Linked DNA regions of Homo sapiens: region 1 is linked to region 2. A link is an interaction called in ENCODE POLR2A ChIA-PET data of the cell type or tissue named here. Cell type or tissue: A673. All regions are shown on one strand. Each heading gives the region's core, and the rest is flanking DNA. Links, peaks and the distances in the headings are about the cores only.

Region 1 (5,372 bases), core at 92-5,091, 84 kb after region 2:
GGATATCACTACCTGTCTGACCAGCACATGAATAGAGGGGTCTGGTAGTCTCAAGTTTCTAAAGTTAGATGGACCTGGAGTGGTGTCCTGGTTGAACTACTCACTAACTGTGTAGCCTTGGACATATATGTATCTGTGAGCCTCAGTTTCCTCAGATTAAATGAGATTATGTGTGAGGAACCGTGGCTGGCTAGAGTGGGTGGTCAGTAAACAGCAGCTCATATTATAGTCATTATTCATCCTCCACATCCTCAAGTCTTCCCTGCCACTCAGTAGTCCCCTGGTTCCCAGATGACACCTTTACACCCCTGTCACTGAGCTTGTCAGTGTGACCTACACATCTGTCTCCCCCACCAGAGTGGGAGCCCCAAGAGGCGCAGTCTCTTCCTCTCCAGTGTGTCCATTACCTGGCAGAGGGCTGGGTCTTGAGAAGAACTGGGCCAGTGACCAGTAACCCTGTGATAGCCTTCTCCTGGGCCTCCTAACTAATTGTCTGGAATTGCTGCTTACTCATGGTTTCATGGGAGCCAACTTGTCATTAATCAGGCACTGGGGCTTGCAGAGCTCTGTGTGCACCAGCTGTCTGGGGCCCCCGGGCCGCCCTAAAAGAAGCCAGGGTCTGGATAGCAGAGGCCACCAGAAAGGGGTCCTGAGGATGCCCAGGGAATGGGTCTAGCTTGACTGACACCCGGGCGTGGTGGCTCCAGCAGGACTGGGGTTTACCAGTACACACCAGTGCAACACACTAAGTGGTAAAATGCCAACATTCCTTCAGATAGTCAGTACCCAGCTGCTGTCCATGTCCGGGTGATCCTCCACCATTCTGGCCACCTGGCCCTACCATCAGGACCCCCAGATCCCCCTACCATCAAGCAACTAAAGAGTCAAATGCCTGGCTCACAGGAGTCCATGGCAAACATTAGGGCTTTCCCCTCTCTAGCCATAGGTATGGGGAGGGCATCACATCTCCACCTGGAGAGAAGACCCAGACCTTAGCAAGAGGAGAAGCCAAAGTCAAGAGTCCAGCAGTGGCTGGGGCAGCAGTCTGTGGAGCTGAGGGACCAGAAGGGAAAGGATTCAGAGATGCAGAAGGAAAGGGGGCAAGAGCTTGTGCAAAGCTGCGTGACAGGATTAGTCAGGGCACATTTCAAAGATGCTGAAAAGGCCCTTCTGGCTAGAGCAGAGGATGTGCAGAGGAGAAAATAATAACAGACAATTGCTAATGTCTACCAAGTACCAATTATATGCCAAGCCTTCCGCTCAAGTCCTTATCTCACTCTATCCCTGCAATAGCCTTGTGAGGCAGGGGATTAACACCCCCACTTTACAGGTGAAAAAATGTGTAAAGCCTTAGGAAAAAGGCAGATAAAATAGAGCCAGAGCCCTGGCCATCTTCAAGGCTGGGCTGAGGGGATGGGTGGTTTCTGAAATAAAGCTAACATGCAGCACACTTAAACTTGTACTAACAAAAGGCATTTATATCCGGTCCTTAAATCTCCTTGTGAAGTCAGTATGAGCGTACAGATGAGCAACCTAAGATTGAAGGCCACTTCCAGAACTGGAAGCCAGACCTCCTGGCTATGAGTCCAGAGCCCTCTCAGTAGACAGCTCTAAGTAGTGGCCAGCCAGAGCTTTTCTCCACTTATGTGCTGTGTGATTTTGGGCACATCACCTCACCTCTCTGAGCCTCATGGGGTTGTTGTAAGCACGCACTGAGCTCATGAGCACCTCACTCAATGCTAGGCTCATAGTGGGCCCTCAATCAATTAGTTAGAAGATGGCTGGGTATCCAGATGGAATGTAGACAGTGGTGCCAGATGGCCCACTCACACAGGCTGTGTGGCCTCAAGCAAGTGCCTTTATCTCTCTGAGCATCCGTTTCCTCTGGTGTAAATGAGGATCAACTAGACATAGCTGGACTGTGCTCTGCAGAAATGTCAATTCATAAAAGATAAAGAAAGGATGAGGAGCTATTCCAGATTAAAGGGGGCTAAAGAGACATGAGAACTAGATGCAATGCATGACCCCAGGTCAGGGCCAAAAATGCTATAAAGAACATTATGGAGACAGTTGGCAAAATTGGAATATGGTTGGTAGATTAGATAATAGCATTGTTTCTATGTTAAATATCCTGGCTTTGGTAATCATATTATGGGTTATGTAAGAGAATGTGCTTATTTTTAGGAAATATATCCTAATGTATCCAGGGGTAAAGGGCCAATGTTCAGAACAGCAAGAAAATGTTACACACTAGTGTGCACACACGCACACACACACTGATAATGATGAAGCAACTGTGGGAAAATGTTAATTGGTGAATCTGGGTAGAGGGTATAGGGGAGTTTTCTCAACTTTTCTTTAAATGGGAAATATTTCCTAAAAACAATTTTTAAAATGGGATTGCAAGAATATCCCCTGCCACCACATGCCTACGAGGTCTGCTGAGAGGATCAAAAGGGGTGGTGGGTGCAAGCTGCCGGGCCCTGTGCCTGGCATTCTGAGGGGCCCAGGGGCCCACCTGCACGATCTCCAGCATCTCCTCCCGGCTGATGTAGCCGTTGCCGTCCAGGTCATACATGCTGAAGGCCCACATGAGCTTCTGCTCCAGGCGGCCGCGCGAGGTCACGCTCAGCGCAATGATGAACTCCCGAAAGTCTATGGTGCCATCGCTGTTGGTGTCAAAGGTGCGGAAGACGTGCTCGGCAAACTTGGAGGCGTCACCATAGGGAAAGAAGTTGGCGTAGATCTTCTTGAACTCATCCACATTGAGGATTCCTGTGGGGCAGTCCTTGAGGAAGCCCTTGTACCACTCCTGCAGCTCCAGCTCTGAGAACTCTGTGTTCTCTCGCAGGTCCTGCAACATCTCGGGCCGCAGCTTGCTGTTCTGCTTGCCCATGGCCGCCGAGCCAAGTCCCACCTGGGTCCCCAAGGGGGTCAAGGGCAGAGAGGAGTGATCAGGCCCTCCTGGCTACTAGACACTGCTCCAGATGGGCCCCCCTGCCAACAGCCATCCCTGCCTCTTGTTTGGCCCAGTGAAAGAGAGGAACTGGCCCAAGGTCACACAGCCTAGACCCAGGCATCCTGTATCTATGCCATGCTCCACACCATCTCCCTGGACCATACGCTTTCCTGGGAGAGGGAGGAAGGGAAGGGTGGTTCACATTTACTGAGGCCCTTCTAGGTGCCAGCCACTAAGCCTTCACAAATGCACACCAATTCACTTTCGCAACAGGTTGTATGGGGATTTGCCCCATTTTACAGATGAGAAGGCAGGCTTACAGACGTGAGGTGGCTGCTTCAGGTCACACAGCCATGGCATTATGAGGCTGACTCCTAGAGTTGCCCACAGAGGTGCAGAAAAACCTTCTGATCCTCCTCCGTCCTACCCACTGCCTTCTCATTGCCTCACATGTGCCTGCTCAGCACTGAATATACCCGCAGCCCAGACACTGCCCTGTTCTCCCTCTGACAGGTGTGCCCAACAAGAGGCAGCAGAGGGAGGTGTTACTGTGGGCTCCAGAGTCAGATCACCTAGGTTTGAATCCCAGCTCCTCCTCTTACCAGCTATGTGACCTTGGGCAAGTTCCTTAAACTCTCTCTGCCTTATCTTTAAAGTGGGGTAATAACAGTACTTACCTAAGAGGATTGTTTTGGGGATTAAATTAGTTAATATGTGTGAAGCACTTAGAACCATGGCTGCATAGATAAGTGCTACATAAATGTTAAATAAATAAAAATGACTTACATATACCCAGGTGCCACAAAACTCATGCAAAAACTGTGCAAATGAATGTATACCGATAACTGTATGCTTCATAGCTCACCAGATCCACACCCTGGATCCCATGCCACTCACGTACCAGCCCACGCCCACCCATGGGTCAGCATGCCTCCACACATGACGACATTCCCTCTGCTCCACAACTCACACGAATCGACACATGGCACCACGCACAACTCCCATACCCTGTGCATCAAGACACACCAGCCCACGACCCCACATGTCTCACACATGCCATCACACGCCAACTCGCATGCCGACACCTCTCACATGGCCAGCTGCACGTGGGACCTTCAGGCACCCTTGCCATTTTTCTTTGTTTTCCTTCTGTTTTCCCAGGGGTGCTGCCAGGTCCCAGGAGAGGGAGCTGCAAACCTTCCCAGACCTGCTCGGGGCCCCTTTTCCAAGGAGACCCCCCACCAAGCCCATCCAAGCCTCCCCAACACTTACCCTTCATCTAGTCCTGAAAGGTCCCCTGAGTGCAGGTTAGATTGTGGAGGCTGAGTAGAAGGCAATGAAGAGGAAACAGCCAGCCAGTTCTGCACAAGGATGTAGGCGTGTGTGCAGGTGACCCCCACCCACTTAGGGCAAGGAGGGGCCTCCTTGTGCATACATGTGCATGAAGCTCTGCACACATGTGAATGGGTGTGTTGTGAGTGCATGTGCTCATGCATGATGTGTGCCGCTGGTTTTTGCATTGCATTTGCCTGCCGTGTCTTTCCATCTATGTCCCTGCATGTGCCTCAGATGTGCATGTGATCAGGTATGCACCCGTCACAGCGTGAGGGAATGAGCCCGTGTGGCCATTTGGAGGACCCGTGTGTGTCCTCGGCGGTGTGTCACATGCATGTTTCTGTAAGTTGGTGCCCCTCCTTTCTAGACCAGCCTCTTATGGCCCAGGCTAAGGACCCACCGGACAAGTGAGTGGGAAAGGGCTAAGGAAATGAGAAGGGCTGGGGCATGTCCCGCACTGCCCTCCTCAAGGTCCAAGGAACTGGGTCACCGGGGTGGGGGCAGAGAGATGCGCGGAGCAAGAGAGCTCCTCCAGTGCCCCCTGGGCCCTGCCACCCTCGGAGTTGCCCCTCCCGGTTGCAAGAAGATTCAGCTGCCCGCAAAGACCTCCAGTCCCCCATATGGGAAGAACCCCCTCAGCTCGACCTGAGAAGCCAGCCCCGGGGACCCGCTCCAAACCTCCCTCAGCTCTGTCCCCCAGCCCCCGCCTCCATCCGCTCAGCACTAGGACAGCGCCCGGCGCGTGGCCCCTCCTGGAGGGGGCGCTCCAGGGCGGTCGAACGCGGTTCCTAGGGGCCGGCCACTCGGCGGTCAGGACCCTGGAGAGCACCGCGCGCTTCCCAGTCCCCAGCGCCCCCGCCACCCGGGGCAAGGATTCCCGGGAAGCCCGGGAGCGGCGGTGTTGGGAAGCCCTGGACGTGGGCCCCCAGCTCCGGGAACCCCCTGCCCTCATCCCCCGGCCCCGGCTGGAGCTGCCCCCACTCACCCAGCGACGCGGAGACACCGACTGCGCAGGGAAGGCGGCGCTGCTGCGGCGCGCGCGGCAGGGGCGGCAGGAGGGGCGGGCGGGACTGCGAGG
Region 2 (5,372 bases), core at 235-5,234:
GAGGTGCCGGGATTGCAGACGGAGTCTGGTTCACTCAGTGCTCAATGGTGCCCAGGCTGGAGTGCAGTGGTGTGATCTCAGCTCTCTACAACCTACACCTCCCAGCCGCCTGCCTTGGCCTCCCAAAGTGCCGAGAATGCAGCCTCTGCCCGGCCGCCACCCCGTCTGGGAAGTGAGGAGCGTCTCTGCCTGGCCGCCTATCGTCTGGGAGGTGAGGAGCCCCTCTGCCTGGCTGCCCAGTCTGGAAAGTGAGGAGCGTCTCTGCCCGGCCGCCATCCCATCTAGGAAGTGAGGAGCATCTCTGCCTGACCCGCCCATCGTCTGAGTGGGGAGCGCCTCTGCCCCGACGCCCTGTCTGGGACGTGAGGAGCGCCTCTGCTGGGCCGCACCCCGTCTGGGAGGTGAGGAGCGTCTCTGCCCGGCCGCCCCGTCTGAGAAGTGAGGAAACCCTCTGCCTGGCAACCGCCCCGTCTGAGAAGTGAGGAGCCCCTCCGTCCGGCAGCCACCCCGTCTGGGAAGTGAGGAGCGTCTCCGCCCGGCAGCCACCCCGTCCGGGAGGGAGGTGGGGGGGGGTCAGCCCCCCGCCCGGCCAGCCGCCCCGTCCGGGAGGTGAGGGGCTCCTGTGCCCGGCCGCCCCTACTGGGAAGTGAGGAGCCCCTCTGCCCAGCCAGTCGCCCCGTCCAGGAGGGAGGTGGGGGGGTCAGCCCCCCGCCCGGCCAGCCGCCCAGTCCGGGAGAGAGGTGGGGGGTCAGCCCCCCGCCCAGCCAGCCGCCCCGTCCGGGAGGGGGGAGGGGGGGTCAGCCCCCTGCCCGGCCAGGCTCCCCGTCCGGGAGGGAGGTGGGGGGATCAGCCCCCCGCCTGGCCAGCCGCCCCGTCCGGGAGGTGAGGGGCGCCTCTGCCCGGCCGCCCCTACTGGGAAGTGAGGACCCCTCTGCCCGGCCAGCCGCCCCGTCCGGGAGGGAGGTGGGGGGGTCAGCCCCCCGCCCGGCCAGCCGCCCAGTCCGGGAGGGAGGTGGGGGGTCAGCCCCCCGCCCGGCCAGCCGCCCCGTCCGGGAGGGAGGTGGGGGGATCAGCCCCCCGCCTGGCCAGCCGCCCCGTCCGGGAGGTGAGGGGCGCCTCTGCCCGGCCGCCCCTACTGGGAAGTGAGGAGCCCCTCTGCCCGGCCAGCCGCCCCGTCCGGGAGGGAGGTGGGGGGGTCAGCCCCCCGCCTGGCCAGCCGCCCCGTCCGGGAGGTGAGGGGCGCCTCTGCCCGGCTGCCCCTATTGGGAAGTGAGGAGCCCTTTTGCCCGGCCAGCCGCCCCGTCCGGGAGGGAGGCGGGGGGGGGGGTTGGCCAGCCGCCCCGTCCGGGAGGGAGGTGGGGGGGTCAGCCCCCCGCCCGGCCAGCCGCCCTATCCAGGAGGTGAGGGGCGCCTCTGCCCGGCCGCCCCTACTGGGAAGTGAGGAGCCCCTCTGCCTGGCCAGCCGCCCCGTCCGGGAGGGTGGTGGGGGGGTCAGCCCCCCGCCCGGCCAGACGCCCCATCCGGGAGGTGAGGGGCGCTTCTGCCCGGCCGCCCCTACTGGGAAGTGAGGAGCCCCTCTGCCCGGCCACGACCCCGTCTGGGAGGTGTGCCCAGCGGCTCATTGGAGATGGGCCATGGTGACAATGGCGGTTTTGTGGAATAGAAAGGCGGGAAGGGTGGGGAAAAAATTGAGAAATCGGATGGGTGCCGGGTCTGTGTGGATAGAAGTAGACATGGGAGACTTTTCATTTTGTTCTGTACTAAGAAAAATTCTTCTGCCTTGGGATCCTGTTGATCTGTGACCTTATCCCCAACCCTGTGCTCTCTGAAACATGTGCTGTGTCCACTCAGGGTTAAATGGATTAAGGGCGGTGCAAGATGTGCTTTGTTAAACCGATGCTTGAAGGCAGCATGCTCGTTAAGAGTCATCACCACTCCCTAATCTTAAGTACCCAGGGACACAAACACTGCGGAAGGCCGCAGGGTCCTCTACCTAGGAAAACCAGAGACCTTTGTTCACTTGTTTATCTGCTGACCTTCCCTCCACTATTGTCCTATGACCCTGCCAAATCCCCCTCTGCGAGAAACACCCAAGAATGATCAATAAAAAAAAAAAATAAATAAATAAATAAAAATTAAAAAAAAAAAAAAAAAAAGAAACCCTCCCATCCCCCGCTGTGTCTGCTGGAAGCCCAGTGAGAGGCAGGGGCAGTGGTCCGAGGACGGCTGCCGCCGGATGAGTGGCAAAGGCGGTGGGAACGGCTGGGAGGACTGCAAGGGAGGGATTTCGGAGGCAGCCTTGTCAAAGAGTGGGTATGCTTGACCTTGACAGAAAACACTGCGGGAGCTGCGGCAGCAACTCGCTCGCCTCCGCTCCCTTCCCGTCCCCTGCGCCGTAGCGGACCGCGGCGGAATCCCGGCCCCTCGCCGGGCGCTCTCCCGCGCGGATGCGGCACGCGAGGGGCGGGGGCGGGATGGCGAGGGTGGCGGCACTGCGGGGATGCCGGTCTTCCCTGGAAGGCCAGGGAGGGAAAGGGAGGCTGGTCACATGGCACCGCCACCGGGCGCAGCCGGATTGGCGGGTTGCGCAGCCAAGCAAGCCAAGGCTGCTCGGATTTCCAGGCACTAAGCGGCCCCCTCCCCTCGTTCGAGTGCCCAAGGAAAGCGCTGGCCCTGCCCCGGGCAAGGGAAGACGCGAGCCGTGCTCGTTCCGCAGTGTGAAACGCACGGTATCGCCGCAGTCCTAGGGAGGTCTGATTATTGGGAGCTTGGGACGTCTGATTATTGTGTGGGAGCAATTGTCTGATTATTGTCTCGGGAGGTCTGATTATTGTCTGGGAGGTCTGATTATTGTCTCCATGAACACCTCTCGTCCCCCTTCCCTTCTCTGCTTTTCTCCTGACTTCCCACACCTGCCCCTCTTTCTACCTTACCTACCTGGAGGCCAGCTTTATTTGCAGGTTTCCATTACTTGCTGTAATTTTTCAGCTTTGAGTAAATCAACCTGCTGGAGGTGGCAAAGATTAAAAGAGAAATCCGACAGATGCCTCAAGTCCCACACATCCAGCCCCACTTATCTCCCCAAAATGCTCTTCTCTGTCTCAAGCAAAAACCTGAGAACCATCTCCATCTCGCTGTCCCCAATCAAATCTATGACCAAAACCTATTAAATTTACCTCCAAAATATTTCTTACACCTCACACCAAGTATTTTTCCTTCTTAGCATCTATCCTGATTTGTAACTGTATGTTTATTTGTATGATTGTTTTTGTAAGGGTTTTTCCCACTGGATTGTAAGCTCCATGTGAGCAGTGACCTTGTCTGTTTTGCTCATTGCTATATCACCGACACTGTACCAGGCACATAGTAGGTACACACTAAATGTTAATTAATTGATTGAATGAATGAATCCATGTAAAACAAGTCCTGGGGAGGGGCACAGATTTTAAGTAAAATACACAGTTTATCTATCCCCAAGAAGTCACCTATCTGATGGGTTTGGTGTCATGAAGCCTGTAGTTCCAGCTACTTGGAAGACTAAGGCAGGAGGATTGCTTGAGCCCAGGAGTTTGAAACTGTATCATACTATGATTTTGCCTGTAAATAGCCACTGCACTCCAGCCTGGGCAACATAGCATGACACCGTCTATAAACAAAACAAAAAAAGAAGTCATCTATCCAACAAACATGTCCTGAGGTCTTTGCTACACAAGGCCCTGGACAGAGACCAGTGCATGCAATGAGTAAGTTTCCATTTCTACCTTCCCTCTTTGTCTTAAGAGTCCACATGTCACTAACCCAGACAAGACCCTGTGGTATTGGAGGTGCCAAGGATGGAGTCAGAGTCCAGGATTTAGAATATGATGAGCTGGCTGTGTGACCACAAGTCTCCTCTCTCTGAGGCTCCATCTTCTCATCTTGAAAACAGGATAGCAATACCAAGCTCACATGGCTGTTGAGAGCAATGAATGAGATAAATGAAAGCATCAACTGCGGGTTTTACAGCGATGTTGGGTGTAGGTGGGTGATCATATCTTCCAGTTTGCCTGGAACAGATCAATTGACACCTGTTAAACTAGAGCAAATTAATAGCATTCCCTTTCATCCCTCCAAATGTCCTGCTTTGGACAGTAAAGTATGTGGATACCCTAGTACTACATGTAACTCTAGAGTTATCTACACTGTACCCTGGGGACACAAAGGATGGAGGGAGGTGGGTCTGACTGTAGAAAGGTGGATGGTAACCATGGAAATGAGCCTGAAATATGCACAGGATTACACCAAGTGGAGAGGGATAGGAAGGGCATAAGAAGCAGAGGGACCAGCATTTGCCAAGAAGCGAGGCTTAACAATCCTGGGCATACTTAGTTAGATAACATAAAGAAGGCCAAATGGCTTGAGTCCAGGAGGCATGCAAGAAGATGAGGCTTTCTGCAGTGGGAACTGGAGAAAGTTTTTGAGTAGGGGTAGACATGAGCCAATGGCTTCACAAAAGAGACCAGTTGAGGAGCTGGAGCCGAAATTGAAGCAGAAGAGATAATGAGGCTTGAACAGGGCAGTGCATGTAAACCCAGGAACAAAGGGTGAGATTCCATAAGCATTTTGGAGATAAAACAGATAGGACTTCGATGTGAGCATCAGAGGACAGGTCAGAGGCAGGAAGACTTCCAGATGGATAAAGAGGCCACTCCCTGAGGCAGGCAGAGAGAGGACAGGCCAGGAGACCCAGAAAATAGGAGGTGACCCAGATCAGGCTGACTAGGCACAGAAGCTCATGATCCACAGGGAAAAATGGAGATCACATCAGGTAGAGGTGACTTCTGAGGCCAGAGGAAGGAGCTAGGAGCCTCAATATTCATGTGACATCTAATTAAAATTAGCTTTCAAAGCAACCTTGAAGCCAGGTGCTGTGGCTCATGCCTGTAATCCCAGCACTTTGGGAGGCTGGGGCGGGTAGATCACCTGAGATCAGGAGTTTGAGACCAGCCTGGTCAACATGGTGAAACCCCGTCTCTACTAAAAATGCAAAAATTAGCCAGGCATGGTGGCACACACCTGTAGTCCCAGCTTCTTGGGAGGCTGAGGCAGGAGAATCTCTTGAATCTGGGAGGCAGAGGTTGCAGTGAGCTGAGATTGCGCCATTGCACTCCGTCAAAAGCGAAAAAGTGAAACTCCATGTCAAAAAAAAAAAAAAAAAAAAGAGGCTGGGCGTGGTAGCTCACACCTGTAATCCCAGCACTTTGGGAGGCCGAGGTGGGCAGATCACTTGAGGTCAGGAGTTCAAGACCAGCCTGGCCAACATGGCGAAACCCCATCTCTACTAAAATACAAAAAAAAAAATCAGCCGGGCATGGTGATTAGTGCCTGTAGTC

Evidence for each region. Peaks named below come from ENCODE experiments on the same cell type or tissue, not always from the same donor. Only the 100,000 strongest peaks of a DNase experiment are listed, where the experiment ranks them.
Region 1: POLR2A ChIA-PET joins it to region 2 with 6 read pairs; 4 of 35 experiments call an interaction of 5 or more read pairs at or near these places.

The regions. Positions count from the first base shown.
Region 1 is chr1:32,886,423-32,891,794 of GRCh38, reverse strand. It overlaps HPCA (hippocalcin), which reads right to left and starts at 5,304. Exons shown (of 4, transcript NM_002143.3): 1 at 5,280-5,304; 2 at 2,519-2,917. The coding sequence starts at 2,896. RefSeq lists a cis regulatory region at 4,625, an enhancer at 4,541-4,710 and silencers at 4,966-5,015, 5,096-5,185. In A673, for the core only: a CTCF peak has its summit at 5,035 (motif pointing right); a DNase peak (open chromatin) is centred at 5,074; H3K27me3 peaks cover 1,062 bases.
Region 2 is chr1:32,970,224-32,975,595 of GRCh38, reverse strand. No RefSeq gene overlaps it. Among named protein-coding and RNA genes, the nearest start is that of RNF19B, 8.1 kb to the right of the region's middle. In A673, for the core only: no CTCF peak of the experiment used is centred there; a DNase peak (open chromatin) is centred at 2,575; H3K4me3 peaks cover 888 bases; H3K27me3 peaks cover 824 bases.